Linked DNA regions of Homo sapiens: all the other regions are linked to region 2. A link is a loop called in an ENCODE intact Hi-C map of the cell type or tissue named here. Cell type or tissue: ascending aorta. All regions are shown on one strand.

Region 1 (8,000 bases), 450 kb after region 2:
TGGCAAAAAAACCTACGCCTAAAATTTCTCAAGCGGAAGGAAATAATTACATTCCACCCTTCAATGATACAAAACTCCTTCCAGTAAGAATTTCTAGTCGTAGCTGCTGCCTAGATATACTAAAAATTGAAACCCAAGTCCTGAGAATATGGTGTTCTTTCTTACAGCTTTCCTTGGCAACGTGTATTTCCCTGAAGGCAGAATGCGATCTATAGATTTCTGAGCATCAATATATAAAGTGAGATCATTACATATCATGGATATAGGAAGAGAAAGGAGAACGTGGAACCAAAAATAATTCTCAAATATAAGTTTGGGGAAACCAGCAAGATAGCCGGGATCCTGGGAAAAGAAAGGCTAGTGGGAGTGGGTGGTGACAGAATGATTTGTTCCCAACTGCCAGGCAAACAAAACCATCAATTTCTTTTCTGCAGGTTTGCCAGAATAATCCATACAATTTCTGGGAAATCGGGCCAGGCGTAATGGCTCACATCTTTAGTTTTCTTGGCAGGAGGTTTTCTTGAGGCCAGGAGTTCAGGACCAGTCTGGGCAACAGAGTGAGATCTTGCTTCTACAAAAATATTTTTAAAATTAGCCAGGTGTGGTGGTCTACACCTGTGGTCCTAGCTACTCAGGAGGCTAAGGCAGGAGGATTATTTGAGCCCAGGAGTTCAAGGCTACAGTGAGCTATGCTCGTATCACTGCACTCTGGCCTGGGTAAGAGAGTGAGACCCCTACTCTTTAAACAAACAAACAACAGAGTTTGGATGATGCAGCCAATTCTTTCAGAAACATTTCTTCCAAAAATAATGTATAAATAAGTCATCCTAATCTATTTAAAATCCAATTCTCTGCAGATGACTCAGAGTGAACTAAGAATGTAGATAGAAGACTTCAAAACTCCTGTCTTGAATTCCCCTGTTCCCGCCGCCACTTTTAATCTTTCTGGTTGAAACTGGGATGACAAGGTTCACAAAACCACGGATATTGCCAAATTCCCTTTTTGTTCTTTGAGCCTTGATTTCCCACAACTGGTGGTAAACGGAAGGTGAAGATTACTATTTTTTCTTCTGATGAGAAGTTATAATACTCATCTTTCCTGTTGATGTCATTTCCAGGCCATTCCAGCAACAACAATGTCCTTGACAGCAAGAAAAAGAGCGTGCTGCAACAACAGAACTGGAGTAAGTATGAAGCAGTCGGCGTGGAAGCAGAAGTGCATGAACAGTTATTGCTACCTAAGCAAAGCCACACTGAGTCACTCGCATCTACCGAATCACAGTGGGGCTCCACTGACAGAGCCACAGCCTTAGAAACATGCTATTTTTATTTATTTATTTAGAGACAGGGTCTTGCTCTGTTGCTGAGACTGGAGTGCAGTGGTGCGATCTCGGTTCACTGAAACTTCTGCCTCCCGGGATCAAGCAATTCTCCTGCCTCAGCCTCCTGAATAGCTGGGACTACAGGTGCACACCATCACGCCCAGCTAATTTTTGTATTTTTAGTAGAGATGGGGGTTTCAACATGTTGGTCAGGCTGGTCTCAAACTCCTGACCTCGAGTGATCTGCTCGCCTCGGCCTCCCAAAGTGCTGGGATTACAGGTTTGAGCCACTGCGCCTGGCCTGAAACATGCTATTTAGGATGATTATATAGAAGTAGAAAAAGTGAGACGGGTTTTTTTGTCCCACAAACATTTAGAGTTGGCCTTCTGTCCCTTCCTCAGTCTTCCGTGGATTGTCCTTTCCTCAATCTAAAGGTTTTCAAAGAAAGGAGATTGGTAAGTCACGCCCACAGCTGCAATCAATTTCATAATACTCGGGTGTGATATTTTTGTGGCGTATATAAAATACTCAGGGAAAATGTACTCAGTTCTCTCATGCAATGACAGACTGGTTTGCTAGGATTAGAATGACAATTGCCTTTATCCAGTTAAATTAAAGGAGCTGCCAGGTTTTTTTCCCCCAAAACATTTAATGCCTACCCACTATGTATAAAGTCGTAACGAAGTTAAAAGTAAATTAAGATTCATTAACCGGAGTGTCACTCTGCTCAGAACACTTTCAGAGATGCTGTTTCATTTAATTCTCTCAAAACCCTTAAGTGGGAAAAAGTAAGAAGTGTGTTTGATTGACGAAGGAATGGACGCTCAGAGAAAGTAAATAATTTGCCAGTGTAGCACACTAGTAAGTGGATTTTTATCCAAACCCACTGGAGCACCCCACAATTCATGATCTTTATACCATGAACATGGCTATTAAGCAACATAAGGACTCTCACAATTCCCTGTGGAAGGGGTAGATTGACAGCAAGCAGTCACAGTAAATCTGCTTGGCTGAGCTTGAGCTTTCAGAGCAATGGTTCTCAGATGGATGGGAACATTAGGCTGGGCACGGTGGCTCACAGCACTTTGGGAGGCTGAGGTGGGAGGATCACTTGAGGTCTAGAATTCAAGACCAGCCTGGCCAACATGGTGAAACCCCGTCTCTACTAAAAATACAAAAATTAGCTGGGCACGGTGGCCCATGCCTGTAATCCCAGATACTCAGAAGGTTGATGCAGGAGAATCTCTTGAACCCAGGAGGCAAAGGTTTCAGTGAGCCGAGATCACATCACTGCACTTCAGCCTGGGCAACAGATGAGTAAGACTCTCTCAAAAAAAAAAAAAAAAAAGACAGATGGGGATATTAGAATTATCTAAAGAGATTTAAAAAAATACCAGTGCCTGGGTGGCCGCCAGAGATTCTGCATCAGTATTTTTCAAAAGCACTCAAGATAATTTGGCCAGGGGTTAGAACCACTACTTAAAAAAAACAAACCAGATATTTCTATCCATAATGGAAGATTCATATTTTTAAAAATTACCCTTTTTCTGACATTTGATATTTATCTAGGATTACAATAATTATGCTAATTAGTTCTAGTCTATTTTTGTCTGAATACATTTTAGGTATTCAATAAACACTAATTTTCAGTTTCCCTTCCCTGTCACTTTTCTTTGTAAACGATAATAATTTGGAATTTGACTTTGTATCTTTTCTATGTGGTGTTCACAACATTCTTGACATCCTGAGACATTTCTGAATTCCTGAAATCAAAAATATCAAAACACTTATATAGGCTTTTCCGATAGGTGTATCCTCTAAGAACTGGTTTTTATGTCGTATCTGGTGTCTTTGAGGCCTAGATAAGACCAAAACATGAGACAAGTGGCAAAGGCAACATCTTGGGAGGAAGGGAAAGGGTTGACCAAGGCTTGTCCCCTATTTTAACTGTTCTTTGCTTCTTCCCTTTTTCCAGTTCTTATTTTTGCTTCTGAATACAAAATGGTTTTGCTGAATCATTTAAGTGAATCCCCTTTAGGGGAAATACACATGCCTGGAATCACTTTCTAAAGCCAGGCCTTTTGTAGGGATGAGAACTCAAAGATAATATGGCTGGGTGCGGTGGCTCACGCCTGCAATCCCAGCACTTTGGGAGGCTGAGGTGGGCGGATCACTTGAGTTCAGGAGTTTGAAACCAGCCTGGCCAATATGGTGAAACCCTGTCTCTACTAAAAATACAAAAAATAAAAATAAAAAAATTAGCCAGGTGTAGTGGCGGGCATCTGTAATCCCAGCTACTTGGGAGGCTGAGGCAGGAGAATTTCTTGAACCCAGGAGGCAGAGGTTACAGTGAGCCCAGATAGCGCCACTGCACTCTATCCTGGGAAACAAAGAAAGGCTCCGTCTCAAAAACAAAAAATTATATATATATATATATATAAATAATAGATGGCGGCCAGGCGTGGTGGCTCACGCCTGTAATCCCAGCACTTTGGGAGGCTGAGGCGGGCGGATCACAAGGTCAGGAGATGGAGACCATCCTGGTTAACAGGGTGAAACCCCATCTCTACTAAAAATACAAAAAATTAGCCGGGCGTGGTGGCGGGTGCCTGTAGTCCCAGCTACTCAGGAGGCTGAGGCAGGAGAATGGCGTGAACCCGGGAGGCGGAGCTTGCAGTGAGCCGAGATCATGCCACTGCACTCCAGCCTGGGCGACACAGCGAGACTCCGTCTCCAAAAAAAAAAAAAAAAAAAAATAGATGGTTAAAAATAAACACCATGGCACTTCTTGATGAGTACATTTAAGTAACTGCACAAGTCACAGTAGCATGGAAGAATCAGGATTTGAAGTAGACTCCAAATCCATCATTCTGAACTTTTGGCTGGAAGAAGAATAGTGATTAAAGTGTTTCCCAGCTGTGAGAGCCTGACAAGTTTTGTCCATCTCCATGATACACAGTTTTCTCATCTATAAAATGGAAATAATAATAGTATCTACCTCTTGGGATTATGAAAAGAATTAAATGAGATGATATATGTAGAGCACAACATCCCTCAACACAACTCTATAGGTAGCCACCTTATTCTGCACTCATAAAAGGCAGGTCTCAAGAACACAACACACAGACCCTGTGGGAGCTGCATTATCCCAGCAAAGAAAAAGGAAAAGCATTCCCTCGCTTCATTTCTGCTGATTTTGAAATAATCATCAGTGACTAACAACTTCACTGAAACAATACAAAAGTTTCCTTCTTTTTTTTTTCTTTTAGAGATGGGCTCTTACTACGTTGCCCAGGCTAGTCTCGAACTCCTGGGCTCAAGCAATCTACCCTCCTTGGCCTCCCAAAGTGCTGGGACTACAGGCATGAGCCACTGTGCCTGGCCTAAGAGCTTATTTTTGGAAAAACAAACACGAACTTTCATTCAGTTTCCTATGCCAAATTCCATGCCTTCTTCTGCTCTCATGACTGACTCACGAAATAAAGATGTGTACAATCTTTCTAACACAGTGGCTCTCAACCGGCGGGTTATTTTACCCACCCACCTCCACCCCAAGAGGATATTTGGCAATGCCTGGAGACATTTTTGGTTGTCAGAACCGGGCTGGAGGTGGCAAGGCGTCGGGGGATGATATTGGCATCTAGTGGGTAGAGATGAGTGATGTTGCTAAATATCCTACACTGCACAGGAAAGGCCCCACAGCGAAGTGTGCAAATGTCATTGGTGCTGAGGTTGGGAAGTCCTGTTCTAACTCTATGCTGTTGACTGATCACTGTGGGATGCTGGCCACTGGCCACTTAAAGCATCAGGGCCAAATTCACTTAAAGCATCAGGGCCAAACGCTTGCGAGCCAAGAGACCAGACATGAAGATAAACGTAGTTAAGATCCAGTCAAGATTCTATGAAGTAGGAAGTACATAAAACAGGGAGGAACTAGATCTCAGTGGTCAGAAGAAACAGATGAGACTCAGGAATATGAAAGTTGAGATTTTCCAGAGACAGTGACAAGCCAAACCATCTTTTTTTTTTTTTTTTTTTTTTTTTTTTTTTTTTTTTTTTGACAGAGTCTTGCTCTGTCACCCAGCAGGAGTGCAATGGCACGATCTCGGATGACTGCCTCCCGGGTTCAAGCGATTCTCCTGCCTTAGCCTCCCAAGTAGCTGGGATCACAGGCATCCACCACCAAGCCTGGCTAAGTTTTTGTATTTTTAGTAGAGAGGGGGTTTTGCCATGTTGGCCAGGCTGGTCTTGAACTCCTGACCTCAGGTGATCCACCCACCTTGGCCTCCCACAGTGCTGAGATTACAGGTGTGAGCCACCATGCCCAGCCCCAACCATCTTTTATTGAGTGTAATCAAATAGCAGAGACTGCCCTCTGCCTTTTTGTATCATTCACACCTAATAAACTGTGATCTTAAGATCCAGGATTTTAGGGCGACTGGATTTAAAAAAGACTGTATACGCTCCTGAAGCTTGAAACAGATCAAGAACATGTCATAACATGTGCAAATGGCTCTATTTTATTTTTCAGATGTTTCTTTCATCACTTTTCAGTGTGATCACAGTCATTGGTGCTCTGTATTGCATGCTGATATCCATCCAGGCTCTCTTAAAAGGTCCTCTCATGTGTAATTCTCCAAGCAACAGTAATGCCAATTGTGAATTTTCATTGAAAAACATCAGGTAAGTAACTTGATTTTCACAGGCTTACTGTCTCACACAGTTGAACTAGTTTGATTAGATTAATGCAGTACTGGAACAATGCCATGTTTTTATTTGATGCAACTGCCGGGACAAACGGATTCTTAGGAATTTTAGTACATTAACGCCAGTTAGCACAACTCCACATCAAAATGGAGGAATCATTAGATTTACAATGCTCTAAAAGGACTTTTAGATATTGTCTAAAAGGACTAGTTGATCTCAAATGGCTTATGCTTGTCTTTCAAAAATCTACAGTTACATATGTGTATGTATATTAAAAAATTATGCAAATATACACCAGAAACTTAACTTTCATCCTTGGAGAATGGAAATAGGGGATTCCCTTTATGAGAGTGAAGAGAACATTTACTTTCTACACTTCTGAACTAATTAAATTTGTCAACCATGAGCAAATATTACATTTACAATTTAAAAAATTTAATAAAAACACAATAAATAAAATGCAGAGCCTTGCCTGTAGGCTTAAATGGAAGAGCAACCAATGGATTCATACAGATATGCTATAAATATACTGTATGCATGGGAATGAATCCAAATTTTAAGTCATGTAATAACAAGTAATACTGGAGAGTTACATGTACTTAATAAGTGGCTCATTTTAGTCTTTTAAGTACATCATTCTGTGACTGAATCTAGACACAATTTGTAAAAACTGGAAGAAAAAAACTATCTAATCCATTACCTCTCTGTATAGCCTGCTCAGTTTAGCAAATAACCAGAATTTACTTTTGTAGTTACATACAAAAAATTTTTTCTCCTTTTCCCTTACCTTGCTACATTAAAAAAGAAAGTCCCTCAAATTTTGTGTAGCATATTTGTTTTGAACCAAAACCCAAGGAAGGCCAGGCACAGCGGCTCACGCCTGTAATCCCAGCACTTTGGGAGACCAAGGCAGGTGGATCGCTTGAGGTCAGGAGTTTGAGATCAGCCTGGTCAACATGGTGAAACTGCATCACTACTGAAAATACAAAAATGAGCCAGGCGTGGTGGCACGCGCCTCTAGTCCCAGCTACTCAGGAGGCTGAGGCGGGAGAATTGCTGGAACCCAGGAGGCGGAGGTTGCAGTGAGCCAAGATCAAGCCACTGCACTCCAGTCTGGGTGACAGAGTGAGACTGTGTCTCAAAAACAAAGCCAAGGAAAGTCTCCTTGCTAATAGACTTGAAGTAAAGGGTTAAAGATTTCTACCACAGATGCTATGCACATTAAATCCCCAGGGAATGACAACAGCCCACAATGTACCAGGCACCAGGCTACGCTCTGCAGACAACAGCGCTCAGATATTCTCAGCCTAGTTGCGGAGATGGGCTAGGCTAGCAAAGTTACAAGAGAGTGATCCTTGGCTTGCTACACATTTCACAAAACACTCATATTCCATGTGCTGAAAATACTGTTGTTTTCCCAGGTTGAATGTCAGTTGCTGATATCCAGCAATGCAAACTCCCTAAGAACATTCCATTTTACTCTACAGTAAACAAACAAAAAATCATCTTGAGATAGATGTATTAGGGCTAAAAGTTTCTCATTTTCCACAGCCCCGTTAAGAACAGGCACATCACTTTAATCAGACATATTTAATCAGTAAAAACTGTACATCTGGTTGAAGAACGGACGCCACGCTGTAGTTCTGCACTAAGAACTGAGCTCATTTAATGGGGGTGGCGGGGGGTAGGGGAGGCTCCTTAGTTTTTATATCTAGCAAGTAGAAGAGTATCTGAATAAATAAAATAAATAGGTTGAACCACGAAAAACTGTTGACATTCAACTATTTCTGACATCCCAAAACAGCAGTTTCATACCGTTCAACCTAAGAGAAGATGTACCATAGAGATGCTTGTTAAATGATGGGCTATATAAGTAATAAAAGTTTTGTAACTAGTAGAGTATATGGACACATGCTCAGAAACCCTGATCTCTGTCATTTCTGGGCACGATATTTCAAAAGTACATTCGT
Region 2 (8,000 bases):
AAAAATAGAGTTCAGAGCTCATATTCCAATGAGGTACATTGGCAATCTTAGCAGATGATATTAACATACAAATGCTTAAATAATCTAAATATTATTAATGACATGATTACTACCCAAATCTTTGTATTCATCTTTTCTTTCTCATACTGCTAGTGCTTCCGTCCCAATTCTCCTTTGTGCCTCCAGCTGAACTCCACAATGCCCCCCATGACCTTCAGTGGAAACTTTTTTCTGTTGTAAAGCAACTTCTCTGTCCTTCCATCTTCCACTTCTCCATCTCCTGGCTTCATCTGAAATCAGATTTTATGGCAAGAACACTACTTCTCCCTGGGGTCTTCTCAACATGAAGGGGCTCCTCTCTCACTCCTCTCCCACCACAGGGCCAGGAGTGGGTAGAGACCAGTATTCTTGTGCTTCCATGATGGCACTTTCTCATTCCTACACACCTTTCCCATCATCTTCTTTGAAGCATATGGATGTCATTAGACCATCCACTTCCCCTCCCGCTGGCTGTCAGTTAATGGCCTTGATCAGTTCTTCAGCTCAGTGTTCCCTTTCATTCCTGTTGACATCAGTGTGGACCACTTTGTACCCATGTGGCATAATGCCACTTATTCAGTAGCCTTGTCCCCTTGCATAGTAAATTCCAATCCAACCCAGCCTCTATTTCTAAGTAGGGTCAAAGAACATGCTAAATAACACCACAGGAATGCAATTAACAAAACCCACAAGGTGGGAAACCACAGAACAAATGTCTTGGTTTCTCCAAAGCATAAATTTCAAAGGAAAAGGAAAGGAGATGGGGGCTGGTGGTGAGGAGCTCTCAGATTAAAAGCAAAAAAAAAAAAAACAAGCCAAACAAATGAAGTGTGTGGACCTCTTTCGGATCTTCATTTACACCTTCATCTACATCTTTATATCTTCATTTAAAGAAAAGATGGATGCAAATAATGTTTTTTAAAACAATTTTTTTTAAAGCAAGCAAGAAAATTTGAACACTGGACATTGGGTGATATTAGAGAATTAGTGTTGATTTTTAAATCCATGTGAGGGAAATTGTATGTTTTTAAAAGTTCATATATATATATATATATATATATATATATATATATATATATGTACATATATAGAGAGAGGGAGAAGTACTTATAAACAAAATAATTTAATGTCTAGAAATTGCTTCAAAGTAATCCAGGGGGATAGATGGGAAGAAGTGAGTTGGGTGGTGTAGATGTAACAAGATTGGCCATTAGTCAGTTGAATCCAGATGGTGGATACAAGGGGGATTTTTATATGATTCTCTCCACTTTTGTACTTTCCATAATAAAAAGTGGAGGGAAGCAGGGCATGGTGGCTTATGCCTGTAATCCCAGCTCTTTGGGAGGCTGAGGCAGGAGGATGCTTGAGCCCAGGAGTTCAAGACCAGCCTGGGCAACATAGTGAGACCCCAACTCTATATTTTTTTAAAAAAGAGGGAAAAAGTAGAGGGAAAATCAATGGGAATGACTCATCCATCCTGGTAGCCTTCCAGTCATCGCCCTGCTACCCCACCACTTGAGTTGCACACCCACAGTCACACACTTGGACTTTGGCCCCTGGAGCTGCTCCAGCCCCTCCAGCCCTCCCATTCTCCTGCTCTTTGACCACATTGAGGCCTTTTATCTGAGGGCCTCCCCATACTCTCTCAGTGTCTCAGATACCTTTGGACCTCATCTCCTGTCTCTGGTCTAGACTGCATGGTTCAGCACTTTAACCCCTCTCTGAACCTCTGTCATTGACTCTTGCCCTCTTGTCCTTGCACTGTGCCTAGATGCAAAGCCTGACCCTAAACTAGTCCAACTAGTCACCACTGTCTATTCTTACACCCAAACTGCAGCAGGCCACCTGGTGTGTGCCAATGGAAATCACAGCAGCTTAGTTATCTCCGACTTCAGTGAACCCCAACACTGTGGAACAACCTTGAGTGTACCCCTGTGTCCTCTACTGACTATCTCAAAGCTTCTCCATTCATGTCAAAGCTCACTCATCACTCTCAAAAGGTGACTAGTCTTTCACCAAGAAAAGCAAGACCACCATATTCAAAGTCTGTCAACTTCCTCCATCCCAAATTGCAAAATTCTCCCCACCTACTCCTGCTCTTTCTTGAGTGAATTTTGTTCCGAAGGAAGAGATGACTCAGCTGAACTGTGTTCTGGAAACCCGCCTTTTGAGAGAAGTTGAGGTACCATTTGTTACTCTTCCAGAATCTTCAACTCTTTATAATATCTTCAATCTCTCTCTCATTCTCTCTCTCTCTCTCTCTTCTCCCTGACTCTTTCAATACTTTTCCATCTAAAGATAAAAGGCTCCCCTTCTAGCTTTTATTTCCTCTTACCTTCATTGCCAAACTACTTGTCACCATTCATTCTTCAACCCACTGTCATTGGGATTCTCTCTCCTACACTACCTCACTGAATACTCTTACAGTTACCAATGACCTACAGATTGCCAGGGGCAAGACATTATTCCATCCTTATCTTACTTACCTCTTAAGATGACACTAATGGAAAGCACCAGGGAGGCACCGAAGAACTTGGAGACAACTCTGAGAATACAGCAAGTCAAATCCACACATAGGGCCTATGGCTATGGCCAGACATCAGCAGTCTTACACAAGAGACTTTTGGAAAATATATGACCAAAAGCCTCAGAATCATTCAGATGGTTAGAGTGTATTTAGGAGACAGGACTAGACTCTTACATAAACTAGCAGTGGTTCTCAAGAAGACTGTACAAACAGAAAGGGCTACTTAGCCCAGGGGAGAGCAAAGGCATCCTGTGGGGTCACCTCAGAGAGTCAAGGGGCTTGATGAAAGTTTAAAGGAGACCTTCACCGTATCACTATTGCTTGAACCTAAGAATGAGAGTGAATTCATGTACTATACATGCCATTAAAAATAAGTTCAGAGACAGAAGATTCTAGTAAAAGAAGTCAAAAACCAAAAAGTAAATGCTGGATAGTTCCATATATATGAAATCAAGAAAAGGCAAATTAATCTATTGTGAAACAGATCAGAACAGCTGCTACCCCTGGGTTCTACAAATGGAGGGGAACATGAGAGCTCCTTCCCCTGCTGTGTTGAAAACATTTACTGTCTTGAAGGAGGCAGGGTTGTTTCACAGGTAGGTGCATATGCAAAAATTTATTAAGCTGCACAATTAGGATTTGTGTATCTGGGCCAGGTGAGGGGGCTCACACCTGTAGTGCCAACACTTTGGGAGGCCGAGTTGGGCAGATCATGAGGTCAGGAGTTCGAGACCGGCCTGACCAACATGGAGAAACCCTGTCTCTACTAAAAATACAAAAGTTAGCCAGGTGTGGTGGTGGACGCCTGTAATCCCAGCTACTCAGGAAGCTGAGGCAGGAGAATTGCTTAAACCCAGGAGGCAGAAGGTGCAGTGCAGTGAGCCGAGATCATGCCACTGCACTTCAGCCGGGGTGACAGAGCAAGACTCCATCTCAAAAAAAAAAAAAAAAAAAAAAAAAAAGATTTGTGTATCTTACTGCATATAAATTATACTTCAATTAAAAAGTAAATAGGCTTTTTTTCCAAAATGAAAAAAAAAAAAGAGAGAGAGAGAGAGCTGTGAATTGGGAGTGGCATCCCTAATCTAAGATCATATTTAATCCAGTGAAAACTAGAGCATTAAATATTCAAATTACATAGCTGAGGCCCTGCTCTCTGATCCCAGCCTTAACAAACCAGCTTTGTGATTCCAATTTGACTGCTCAGGTAGCTTGCTTCCCTAATCTAGCCATGTGCTTGTGTCCGCATACTTGACGCTTGGATGCTTTCGTTGTTGATTAATAAATTGGCATTCCAGCCTGGAGATTTCAGTCTTCAGAAACTCACTTAATACTTATTAGTAGTCCTGGCCTCAAAAGATTCAGACAGCTTCAGAGTGCTAACAAAATTTTCTCCTTTCCTGACTCTACAAGCCTTACCTGCTGAGGCCTTCCAGCAATGAGACAAATCTGCTGCCCCCTGAAAATGCCTTGCTTTGACTGTGCTGTTCCAACAGTGACTGATGGGGAGGAGAGAAGGGGTGTCTGGGATAAGTCCCAGGCTTCACAATCCCACCTCTTCTGCCTTTTTTTTTTTTTTTTTTTTTTTGCCGTGGCTGTGACTGAAGTTCACCATTTCTCAGCCTCCTCATTGCAGCTGTCTCTGGTACCTCTGCTTTCCATCCACCCCACCTCCCTTTCCTCTGCCGTGCAGAGACAACATGTATTTTGACCTTTACAGTGGTTTCCCAAGGGCTCCATGGTCAAGCCCAAACCACCACACGTAGTTGAGATAACAGTTTAACTTAATCTGCAGCTACTCCACCCCTGCCCCACTTGCATATACTCCTCTTCATCCGGTATTGCTCAAGGGTGGCGCGATTGGCGTTTGGGGTGGGACAATTCTTCATTGTGCAGAACCATCCGTTGCATTCTAGTGAGTTTAGCAACCCTGGCTCCTACCCTCTGAATGCTTGTTGTACTCACCCTCAGACATTGTGACAACTACACATGCCCGCAGATATTTCCAAACACTTCCTGCTGTCCCTTTTCCAACTAGCTACTTCCTACTGATTCTTCATACCACAAGTATTGGGCTGAATCTTGTGAAATTGTCATCTTCTCAGGTCAATGACATCAAATATTGGCTACTTAATGTGATTCAACTGCATAGTACTTCTTCTGGAAGCCCTCACGAATGATGCCCAATGATTTCATTATTAAAGTGCTTACCACCAAGTGTTGTAAGAGCTGCTTTACTCATTCCTGCCTCTCGCCACATTGCTCAGCCTTAAATATCTAGCAGCAAGTTATTAAGTTTTAAGTCACTTCTTCTCTCTAGCACTTGGCACGGTGCCCAGCACATACTGAACCTATGTGTGATGATGAATCAACACACAGGATGTTGAGCATACTTTCCCTGATGATTCAATGTTGCTGTTCCTGAGGATGCAGACGCCCTTGGGGACTATTGAGCCACTTACTCTTTTTTGGCTCCACATCAAGTGACCCACCACTGCCCTACTTTATGGGTTTATGTGTCTTGATTTTGCATCATATCATCAGCATGCCTGCCTCCAGTGATCCTGTGTGTCCTTTGGAATCCGAGGCACTCTGTGAACCTTGATGCATGAATGTAGTGATAGTAACTACTGGTTCAGAGTCTTTTCATCCTGATTGCTGGGCTCTTACCAGGTTTCACACGTCTGGGGGCTCCCCGCTGGTTAGCAAGGCAGCCACTAAGAACTCTCTGAATAGTCATTTTCCTTTCGGAAACTGCTTAAAGATGACTCGGGAGGACTTTTAAATGGAGAAATGTTCGTATGCTGAGATCCTGGCTGGTGACAGAAGGATGGAAGAAGTGATGCCTGAAGGTATATTCTAAATGGTTGTTGTGTCCCTGTAGTCAAAAGGTGTGTGGGCATGGTTTCTTATTTTAAACAGTTTTCTTAAATCAATAAACATTGGGTTATGAATCTCAGATATAGGATCTTTTTCAACTTTTAATCTGGACGACTTTGAATTAAAGAAAAAAAAGAACAACTGTTCCATTATAATTCATGTAAAATCAAGTCCAGGGCCATGAGGGGCCGAGATAAAGGGAACAACTAGAAGTAAGTGGAGGATATAATTTCTCAGAAAATTCTTATATTTTCTGTGCCTGGAAATGGTTTCAATACACATCATAAAAATGATATAAAACTCAATCAACAGAAGAACTTTTTGTTTCTTTATTTTCAATATTTGTCTTATTAATATTTTTCTTATTTTATAATGCAATTACAACAATTTAGGAGACAAAACAATATAAACAAAAGAATGTTAAATAGTTTTTTTTAAAAAATAGCTTGTTGCTTGCAAGAAAGTCCATATAATCTTATTCCCCCCCAAATATAATTTTATACTTTGCACTAAACCAAAATAGCTTATGGAAAATTAGTATTAAATAGCTAAACACAGAAAACCTACAGCTATAAATAACATAAAATACAGTTTAACTTTAATGTGATGCTTAAACAAAGCAAACTATGATGCAATATGAATCAACTTCATTAATTGGACAAGTCCAGTGAGGCACAAATTAGATAAGCACTAAACCCTCCATGATGTGCAAGTGAAACCTCCAACCCCAGCAAGGTTCTTTCTGTTCTTGGGCTATGTCCAATTCCATTCCAGAAAAGCCACAGTTTTTACATGTTCTTGACTTTTTTACTGTAAAATGAAAAAGAAGAAAAGTGTAAGTAATGACAAGGTGACTGCATGGTGGGAATGACTTTGGTACCTAAAGGTTGCTTCACCTGCCCTTAATCTCAACTCAGTATGTCAAGCAGCTCAGAGTTCAGATGAGGAAATTGAGGTTTAGAGAGGATGGCCCTTGCCCAACCTAACTCAGCTCATTAATGACAGAAACAGGCTATGGACACTTATCTTGTGTCTCCAAGTTCAGTATCTATGGCATGCTGGTGTTAGGTGCCTTCTGTCCATTGATAAAGTGTTACTGTCTATTATTGTCAACGTAAATCAGAACCATTGATCTCTGTTTAACTAATGTTCATTTTTCAGTTTTTAACAAACAACCAAATGCCAGATTGCCTTTAAATTATATAAATAGTAGGCATCTTTGCAACAAGAATCAGGCAGCTAGTAACTATCAAATGCATAGAGAAATCTAATACATCATGTAAGAAATCACTAAATTAAAATAATAATAACGATGATGATCTGTAAGTGGAAAAATGCATTCTTTGTTTTTGTGGTCCAACTCAAATTTTCCCTTTAAAAATTCCACAATAGTTAAACTAAAGAATCCCAGAAAACCTACGGCCCACCCCTTTGCACACTCCTCTTTCCTCAAACATTTGCAAAGGCTAAATGTCAGTGTAACATACCTGAGGAGACGCACAATATATTTCACCCAAGTCTGTTTTGGATTTGCGCACACAGACAACTTTTTCTTTGTGTGAAAGCTGAAAAATCAGAAAATTTGATTTGTGTTTAATGAGCTTTTCAATGGGTTTTTCATAGAACATACAATGGAAATTTTATATTCCAGTTGATTACACACTAAACATTTCAGTTGATGAGGTAAAATAAAATGCACAAAAAATGCTTCTGATGAAGATTAATGCAAAATCAAAGTGATTCTCTCTTTCTCTGCAATGTAACAAATAATAGTACAATGGCAGGAAGATAAAGTCCCAGAATTGTCATATAATTTTGCTATTGGTGGTTACATAGAATATGTATGTATCTGATCAATAACTTGTATAATTCCAAAATATAATATCCTATATAAATCAAGAAAATTATATGTGATAGTATAATTAGTCTGAGATTTTACTTTTGGTCTCAAACACTTTCTGGTAGAAGATGCTCATTTCGAAATGTGTATCTTCCCTATTTTCCTAATATATCACTTTAATAGCCTTAGAAAGTGATTTTTGCCCTATACTAGTTCCGTTTGACCAAAAAAAATTTTTAAAAAAGGTTTTGCCTTATTCCAGTCCTGTTTAAAGTGAACTTTAAAGTAGATATGTACTAAGACAAAGCTATCTTTGCCACATCATTTCTTTCTCTTTAAAATAAGATCTTATGTTCAAAACATCAGTAATTTCTGAATGAAACTCTAAAAAGGCAAACATTTTTAAAACTGAAGTTTCTAGGTATTCCTGATACAACTGAATTAAAATCAATTAATAACTTACATGATAGCATTGATGTCACAGCCTTCATTGGCCAGCTGCCGTGTGAAGCCCACAATAAATTTAGGATGAAGAATACGGTCTGTGTATCCAAGACAGCAGTCAAAGTTGCTTGCTGCTAAAAAAAAAAAAAAGTGAAAGGTATTGGATCCACATGAATAAACTTATCCTGTGATTGGTATTATAAAACTACCTTAAGTTGTGAAAAATCTAGTGAATCTCATGTATATGACGAATAAACCACTTAGAGGAGG
Region 3 (8,000 bases), 100 kb after region 2:
GAGAGGCTGGCCCCCTTCAATCTACCAGCCTGGCTAAACACATTATGGGAGGAGGAAGAAGAGGAATTCTGCTGAAGGACAATAAAGGATCAGGTACTGAGATTAATTTGTAAGTAGTTCTCTTTGACTGTGAGAGGGTCTATTCAAGTGTGGTTACATTCTTACTCTTACAAGGAGGGGAAGGAAAAACCATAGTTCCCCTTGGTGGGTCTAGATCTTAGGCAGACAGAAGACTTCAGCTTCTTCAGAAGAGACCTTGTCGGGGAGATCAGACAGACCCTTAGGCTTCTGCAGTTCGGTATCTCAAGGCACTGTATTTTGTGTTATCGGTTTATGAGCTCCAACATCTGCAACTGATTTATGATTGGGAGTGTTGGATGGTCCCAGTACGGCAGGTCACAGCTTCTCTCCAACTCTCTATGTGTTTTTTACTCATTCACTCAGCAAATATGTGGCTGCTCTATTAGGCCAGTTATCCAGCCAAGATAGAAATCTAAAGATAAGGCCAGGTGCGGTGGCTCACACCTATAATCCCAGCACTTTGGGAGATCGAGGCGGGCAGATCACCTGAGGTCAGGAGTTTGAGACTAGCCTGACTAACATGGTGAAACCCTGTCTCTACTAAAAATACAAAAATTAGCTGGCCGTAGTGGCAGGTGCGTGTAATCCCAGCTACTCGGGAGGCTGAGGCAGGAGAATCCCCTGAACCCAGGAGGCAGAGGTTGCAGTGAGCCAAGATCGACCCATTACACTACAGCCTGGGCAACACAGTGAGACTCCATCTCAAAAAAAAAAAAAAAAAAAAACTAAACAAATATTTGCCTTCAAAGAGTTAACATTTAAGAGTGAAACAGATAAATTAGCCTACTTGCAGTAATCCTAATGTGAGATTTTCTTTGCCTGGCCACCTTTTCTCCACTCCTATATCAACTATTCAAATAGACTTTTTTTTTTTTTTTTTTTTTTTTTTGAGACAGAGTCTCACTCTGTCACCCAGGCTGGAGTGCAGTGGCGTGATCTCGGCTCACTGCAACCTCCACCTCCTGGGTTCAAGCGATTCTTCTGCCTCAGCCTCCCAAGTAGCTGGGATTACAGGGGTGTGCCGCCACGCCTGGCTAATTTTTGCATTTTTCGTAGAGATGGGGTTTCGCCATGTTGGCCAGGCTAGTCTCGAACTCCTGACCTCAGGTGATCTACTCACCTGGGATTACAGGCGTGAGCTACCATGCCTGGCCTTGTATAGGTTTTCATGGACATAATTGCAGCCACATTTTTTAGTAACAGTGCAAGAGGAAGTATAATAGGGAGGTACACAGTGTTGAGCAACTCCCTAATACACTATGGCTCCCTCTCCTACTGTTCTCATTCAGCCTCCCTGTAGGTTCTTTCCCAAGTTGGAGCTCCAAGCCTCAGGCTTAGTCATCTTCTCCATCCTCTTCTCAGTGGGATCCACGGCACTTACCACTTTCTAACACACTATAAAATTCACTAACTCATCATGTTTACTATTTATGTTCCCTCTATATACCCCATCCCAAGCTAGAATGTAAATTACAAGGCAGAGATTTTTAGCTTTGTTCACGAATGTATCCCAAGCACCTAGGACAGTGTCTGGCACATAGTTACTCAATAAATAACTTCTTAATGAACAAATGATTTTTTTTTCTTTTTTGTGTATGGGTTTATTTGAGACAGGGTCTGGCTCTGTCACTCAGGCTGGAGTGCAATGGTGTGATCTCAGCTCATTGCAACCTCCACCTCTTTAGGCTCAAGCCAATCTCCCACTTCAGCCTCCCAAGTAGCTGGGACTACAGACGCATGCTACCACGTCTGGGTAATTTTTGTATTTTTGTAGAGACAGGGTCTCACTGTGTTGCCCAGGCTGGTCTTGAACTCCTGGGCTCAAGCGATGCACCCACCTCGGCTCCCCAAAGTGCTATATTACAGGCATTAGCCACTGTGCCCAGTCAGAATAAATGATTTTAAAACAATTTTGTATTATGGAAAATAAACATATACAAAAATGGAAAATAGTGCAATCAGTTTCTAAGAACTACTGCCCAAGTCAACAATAATCAACACACAGCCAATCTTTTGTCATCTATGACCCCATCCACAGCCTTCTCCCCACACAGTCGTATGGGATCAAACTCAAATGTCATGTCATGTAATCTGCAAATGTGTCATTTATGTTTCTATGCATGAATGAATGAATTCCTCAATATCTCTCTCTGATTTAGACTGTGGCTATGAGATATTAGAGAATCAGAGTAAACTTCTCAAGGTCCAATTTGAACTCATTTTCTTCAAGAGGTGTGAAGGAAATCATGACACCTTCAGCCTTTAAGAAAATTTCACAATATTCTTTGGGAGGACCCAGCAATTTGCAAGGTTGCACAATGAGCAGGGCACTCCTACACCTAAGGTTCAGCTCAGGACTTTTCACAAATCATAGGAAGATGAAAATAGAAAACGCAGAGTCGTAGGACAGAGAACCAAGACACCTCGGGGTGTTTTAATCCATTTCACTTCCACTGGTAGCCCTTAGAAGCCACGCAGTGTTTATCTTTAGGGAGGGTTTTTCAAGTCCACCAAGAGATGAACAGAAATAAAAATATTTTTTCCATTTTAACCAATAAGAACCTTGTAATGCTTTAAAAAAATTCTCTGTTTAATAAGAAGTTTCACTTTAATATATAAACTCTTTGCAGGCTAAGCGTAGTGGCTCATGCCTGTAATCCCAACACTTTGGGCGGGCAAGGCAGGAGGATCCTTTGAGCCCAGGAGTTCAAGACCAGCCTGGGCAAGATAGTGAGACTCTGTCTCTACCAAAAAAAAAAAACAAAAAAATTAATGTGACGTGGTGGCACCCACCTGCAAGCCCAGCTACTTGGGAGGCTGAGGCAGGAGGATCAGTGTGCCTGGGAGATTGAGGTTGCAGTGAGCTGGGGTTGCACCACTGCACTCCAGCCTGGGAGATAAAGTGAGACTTTGTCAAAAAAAAAAAAAAAAGAAAGAAAGAAAGAGAAAAGAAAAGAAAAGAGGCCAGGTGGCCGGGTGCTGTGGCTCACACCTGTAATCCTAGCACTTTGGGAGGCCGAGGCGGGTGGATCACCTGAGGTCAGGAGTTTGAGACCAGCCTGGACAACATGGTGAAACCCCATCTCTACTAAAAATACAAAAATTAGCTGGGTGTGGTGACGGGCGCCTGTAATCCCAGCTACTAGGGAGGCTGAGGCAGAAGAATTGCTGGAACCCGGGAGGTGGAGGTTGCAGTGAGCCAAGATCGTGCCATTGCACTCCAGCCCGGGGCCAACAACAGCGAGGCTCCATCTCAAAAAAAAAAAGAAAGAAAGAAAGAAAGAAAAAAGACCAGGCGCGGTGGCTCACGCCTGTAATCTCAGCACTTTGAGAGGCCGAGGCAGGCGGATCACGAGGCCAGGAGTTCGAGATGAGCCTGGCCAATATGGTGAAACCAAACCCCGTCTCTACTAAAAACACAAAAATTAACTGGGCGTTAATTTTTGGAGGCTGAGGCAGGAGAATCGCTTGAACCCGGGAGGCGGAGGGTTGTAGTGAGCCGAGATCGCGCCACTGCACTCCATCCTGGGCGACAGAGGGAGACTCTGTCTCAAAAAAAAAAAAAAGAAAGAAAGAAAAGAGAAAAGAAAAGAAAAAGAAGAAGAAAAGAAAAAATTGTTTGTATCAGATTTTCAAAGTGCCAGGAAACCATCCCACTCTACCTCCTTTAAAAAAAAAAAGTGCAGAGTGATTATAACCACTGGCTCTGGAGCCAGGAGCCCCAACTAAAACCCAGGCTTCTCTATTTACTAGGCCTACTTCCTTCCGCCTCACTTTCTTCATGTGTAGAGTGGGGGTGACAGCCAGCCAGCCCTCTCTCCTAAGCTTTTGGAGAGAAATAAATGGATTCATAAGAAAGGACATATTTGTAAATAAAGCAAACGATCGCTGTTGGATTCAGGCCCTCTTGCTTCATTATGCTGAATGTCAGTGTATTACTTAAGTTGTTCCTTTCAGCAGAGTTGACTGTTTCTGCCCAGAAAACCGGCCCTGGGCCAGGAAAATCTGGGCTTCCACACTGGGATGAAAGGTCTGGACGCCCGGATTCGCATATGCAAAGCGTGGGGGCGTGGCCCCGGGCTCCGGGCCAGGCAGGCTCCGCCCCCTTCCCACCAAGAGCGCCTGGATCCATCCGACAGCCGCGGGTGCGTGGTCGTGCGGCAAGTGAGCGATTTGGTGAACAGACACTCCCTTCTGTAGGTAAGAATATCTCGGGGGGCGAATTAATTGAAGAAGCACCGTCATCCCTCGGTCTTAGCAGTGTCGCCTCTCTCTTCCCGGGTTTGGAGAGCTGGGGGCGGGTTCCTGGCTCTGCGGGCCTGGGCTACACTCTGAGCCGCGTGAGGAGCTCTCCCCCTACGCCGCAGCCCGCGTGCTGGGATTCACCCAAGTGGGTTTGTCTGGAATTCCCATTTGCAGCCTTCTGGAAGCGCAGATTAAATAAAATCATGATTCCCGTAAAGTGCCAGCACCTCCTATGGTTACATCCCACGTTCACAGATTTTAACTGAAAAGGCATTTTAGCATAGAATTCCAAATTCCAATCCAAGGATGGAGAAAAGGTCCTTCCTAGTGGGAAAAAGGAAGGTGAGTTTGAATTTAAGAGAGCAGGGGCTTTTTTGGGAACCACTTGAAATTTAGTTAATTGAAACTAAAAGAAAACGCAACTACACCTTACAAAAACACTGCTGGAAAGGATACCTAAGTCATCAAATAATAAATAGTGTGACAGCTGTTTACCAAATCAATGTCGCTGCCGCAAATGTGCAAAAGGTTGGGACTTTCGGAGTGCTTCAAGTTTGAAAAAGGTAAAGGAATAATGTTTTCTAAAAGTACTCTCAGGCCAGGCGCAGTGGCTCACGCCTGTAATCCCAGCACTTTGGGAGGCTGAGCGGGGCGGATTGCTTGAGGTCAGGAATTCGAGACCAGCTTGGCCCTGGGATGAAACCCCGTCTCTACTAAAAAGGCAAAAATTAGCCGGGCATGGTGGCGGGTGCCTGTAATCCCAGCTACACTGGAGGCTGAGGCTGAAGAATGGCTTGAACTTGGGAGGCGAAGGTTGCAGTGAGCCAAGATTGCACCACTGCACTCCAGCCTGGGCGACCCAGCAAGATTCTGCCTCAAAAAAAAAAAAAAAAAAAAAAAAAAAGCACTCTCATGTGTTTTGCTCCTATCAATATTGAAACATTGGTGTCTCCTGTGGCAAAAGGTGTTTTTTTCATCGAGGCACATATATTAAATAGACCAAAACATAACTTCCCAAATATCTTATAAGATTATCCTAGTAGTAGCTGAAATGGACAAAAATACCAATTTCCTTCAGTCATTATTGCTAATAGACCAACAACACTCTTTTAAGGTTGTGTAATGGTAAATGCATACACATTTATTTAACATGCACACAGGGAGAATCAGAGTGATTGATTACCCACCCTGCAACATGTCTCAGAAGCTTATAGACTACCCTGGCAAATGAGGTTACGGGAGGGAGCCGAAGAGCATCCAGCAGAAGTGGATGGGCTTCTGCTAGGGAGCATGAATGGGTCAGGGGAGAGAATAAGCTACATTATCTTGTGAATGGGTCTGTTCAGGTGTGGGGTATATTCTTGGTCTTACAGGGAAGGGAAAAGAAACAGTTGTTCCTTTTGGTGGGTCTGGATCTTAGGCAGACAAAGGTTTTTTTGAGCTGGGAGCCGGGAAGGTCAGAGAGACCTTGAGGTCTCCAGCATGTCAAAGCCCCATATTTTGGGGTATCGGCTTCTGAGTCCCGGCACTTATTAGTGACGAAACTGATGAGTCTGTAGTAGCCAGATCAAAGAAGAACCCAAAGAATGGGTACATTCGTAGATCAGGAATATTGAATAATGAAATATAGATCAGGAATATTGAAACTGGTTTTCCATGGGGGAAAGGAAGACTGTTGTCCTTCATGGGATAAACCTTATTTGCATGTCTATAGACAATAATTACTTAACATTGCCATCAGTTGTTAAAATTTACAGAGTTGTAAAATAGCTCAAATGACCTCTAATTTTTCTTTAATCCAGTTTTTTCCCTACAACACCACCTTCTCTCAGTGCATTTAATCAGAAACTTTCACTGCATCTCAAGGATTAGATGTCAGCTGACTTTCCTTTTTTGTTTTGTTTTGTTTGGGGTTTTTGAAATTTTTTTTTTTTTTTTTTTTTTTTGAGACGGAGTCTCGCTCTTGTTGCCCAGGCTGGAGTGCAGTGGCTGGGATCTCGGCTCACCGCAGCCTTGACTTTCCCTGTTCAAGCAATCTTCCCACTTCAGTCTCCCAACTACCTGGCACTATAGGCACACACCACCATGCCTAGCTAATTTTTGTATTTTTTATAGAGGTGAGGTCTCGCTATTTTGCCCAGGCTGGGCTCAGTTGACTTTCTAAGCCGTTTTATGTTTTTCTTAGTTTTATGGTTTTCTTAGGCATATTCCTCCTGCTCTCCCTAAGACTAGATTGATCTGAACATAGACATAACAGAATAAACAGAATTTGGAAGGAAATGATTAATTTACCAGCAAACACCTCATGCAAATTAAAAGGAATGGTACCATATATGATAAAATAAAATCTGAAGCATCTTAAAGATCACTTGGGCTGGGTGCGGTGGCTCACACCTGTAATCCCAGCACTTTGGGAGGCCAAGGCAGGCGGATTTCTTGAGGCCAGGAGTTCAAGAGTAGCCTGGCCAACATGGCAAAGCCCCATCTTTACTAAAAATAAAATTTTAAAAATATCACTTGTTTCTGCTCTTACAAAAACAAACAACAGAACTATTCTGGCCCACATACTGAATATCTGGGTCTAGTTTACGTCTTTGGAAGTTGTGTGGCATGCTTTATTTCAGCAAAGATTTTTTTTTGGGGGGGGTGTGGGGTTTGACATAAAGGATTATAGATGGGTGATAAGGCTACTTTGTAGTTTTTTGAGAGTCTAGGTCACTTAGCACAAAATTCTATAGAAGCTAAATTAGGTGACTTTAGTAAGAATAGTCAGGGCAAGGCCAGGCACGGCGGCTCACACCTGTAATCCCAGCACTTTGAGTGGCTGAGGCGGGTGGAGCACTTGAGGTCAGGAGTTCAAAACCAGCCTGACCAACAAGGCAAAACCCTGTCTCTACTAAAAATACAAAAATTAGCCAGGCCTGGTGGCGGGTGCCTGTGGTCTCAGCTACTCAGGAGACTGAGGTGGGAGAATCGCTTGAACCCAGGAGGCAGTGGTTGCGGTGAGTGGGGAGATTGTGCCACTACACTCCAGACTCCAGCCTGGGTGACAGAGGGAGACTCTGTCTCAAAAAAAAAAAAAAAAAAAAAAAGAATAGTCAGGGAAAGGTGTTATTCATGTATTTATCTCTCTAATCACTTGTATTTCAGAAAGATCTGGATCTGGGTGTCTGCTTTTTTTTTTTTTTTTTTTTGGATGGGATTTCAAATGTCATCGGCTGCAGAAGAGGGTGGGCCCCAGTACATAAAGCCACCAGAAGTGGATGGGCTTCTGCGTATAAAGCTATTGCTCTTGGCAGCTCTGTCTGAAGGAGGAGGACAAGAGACTCCAGGGTATGGAAAGGGATTTTCATAGTGGCGGGCAGCAGGAAGGAGCAGAAGTTGGACCTGAAGGCAGGAAGCCAGCTTGGTTCTAGAAAGAAAGAAACTGGGGGCACAGAAAAAAACAGGTAACTCAAGGGATCCTCCTGCCTCAGCTTCTGAGATTCAGATTCTATCTGTATTAACTGAAAAATGTTATATGTGGCCAGACTTACAAGGTTTATTGCCCTGTCCTAGCTTTGCGTTACGGGCACTGTTTTCATCAGAAATGTTCTGGGACAGACTCAGTTTCAAAGATCCTGTTCAGTTTTCCTATTATACGGAGGCCTTGCCCTGATGTGGACTTTAAATTT

The links. Peaks named below come from ENCODE experiments on the same cell type or tissue, not always from the same donor. Only the 100,000 strongest peaks of a DNase experiment are listed, where the experiment ranks them.
Region 1: it touches region 2 in a loop (4-fold over the local background); 4 of 110 quality-filtered maps call a loop at or near these places.
Region 3: a loop joins it to region 2, with 3 times the contacts of the local background. A loop is called at or near these places in 4 of 110 quality-filtered maps.

The regions. Positions count from the first base shown.
Region 1 is chr2:227,364,099-227,372,098 of GRCh38, reverse strand. TM4SF20 (transmembrane 4 L six family member 20) reads left to right here. Exons shown (of 4, transcript NM_024795.4): 2 at 1,119-1,184; 3 at 5,855-6,006. Among named protein-coding and RNA genes, the nearest start is that of TM4SF20, 11 kb to the left of the region's middle. RefSeq lists an enhancer at 326-1,525. In ascending aorta, no CTCF peak of the experiment used is centred here; DNase peaks (open chromatin) are centred at 1,208 and 4,848; H3K4me3 peaks cover 819 bases; H3K27ac peaks cover 5,080 bases.
Region 2 is chr2:227,815,318-227,823,317 of GRCh38, reverse strand. It overlaps CCL20 (C-C motif chemokine ligand 20), which reads right to left. Exons shown (of 4, transcript NM_004591.3): 2 at 7,750-7,864; 3 at 6,934-7,011; 4 at 5,762-6,256. The coding sequence ends at 6,235. Among named protein-coding and RNA genes, the nearest start is that of CCL20, 5.5 kb to the right of the region's middle. RefSeq lists an enhancer at 4,340-5,539. In ascending aorta, no CTCF peak of the experiment used is centred here; DNase peaks (open chromatin) are centred at 4,467 and 4,897; H3K4me3 peaks cover 632 bases; H3K27ac peaks cover 1,844 bases.
Region 3 is chr2:227,714,224-227,722,223 of GRCh38, reverse strand. It overlaps SLC19A3 (solute carrier family 19 member 3), which reads left to right and starts at 4,196. Exons shown (of 6, transcript NM_025243.4): 1 at 4,196-4,281. RefSeq lists an enhancer at 3,779-4,665. In ascending aorta, no CTCF peak of the experiment used is centred here; a DNase peak (open chromatin) is centred at 4,143; H3K4me3 peaks cover 1,334 bases; H3K27ac peaks cover 1,278 bases.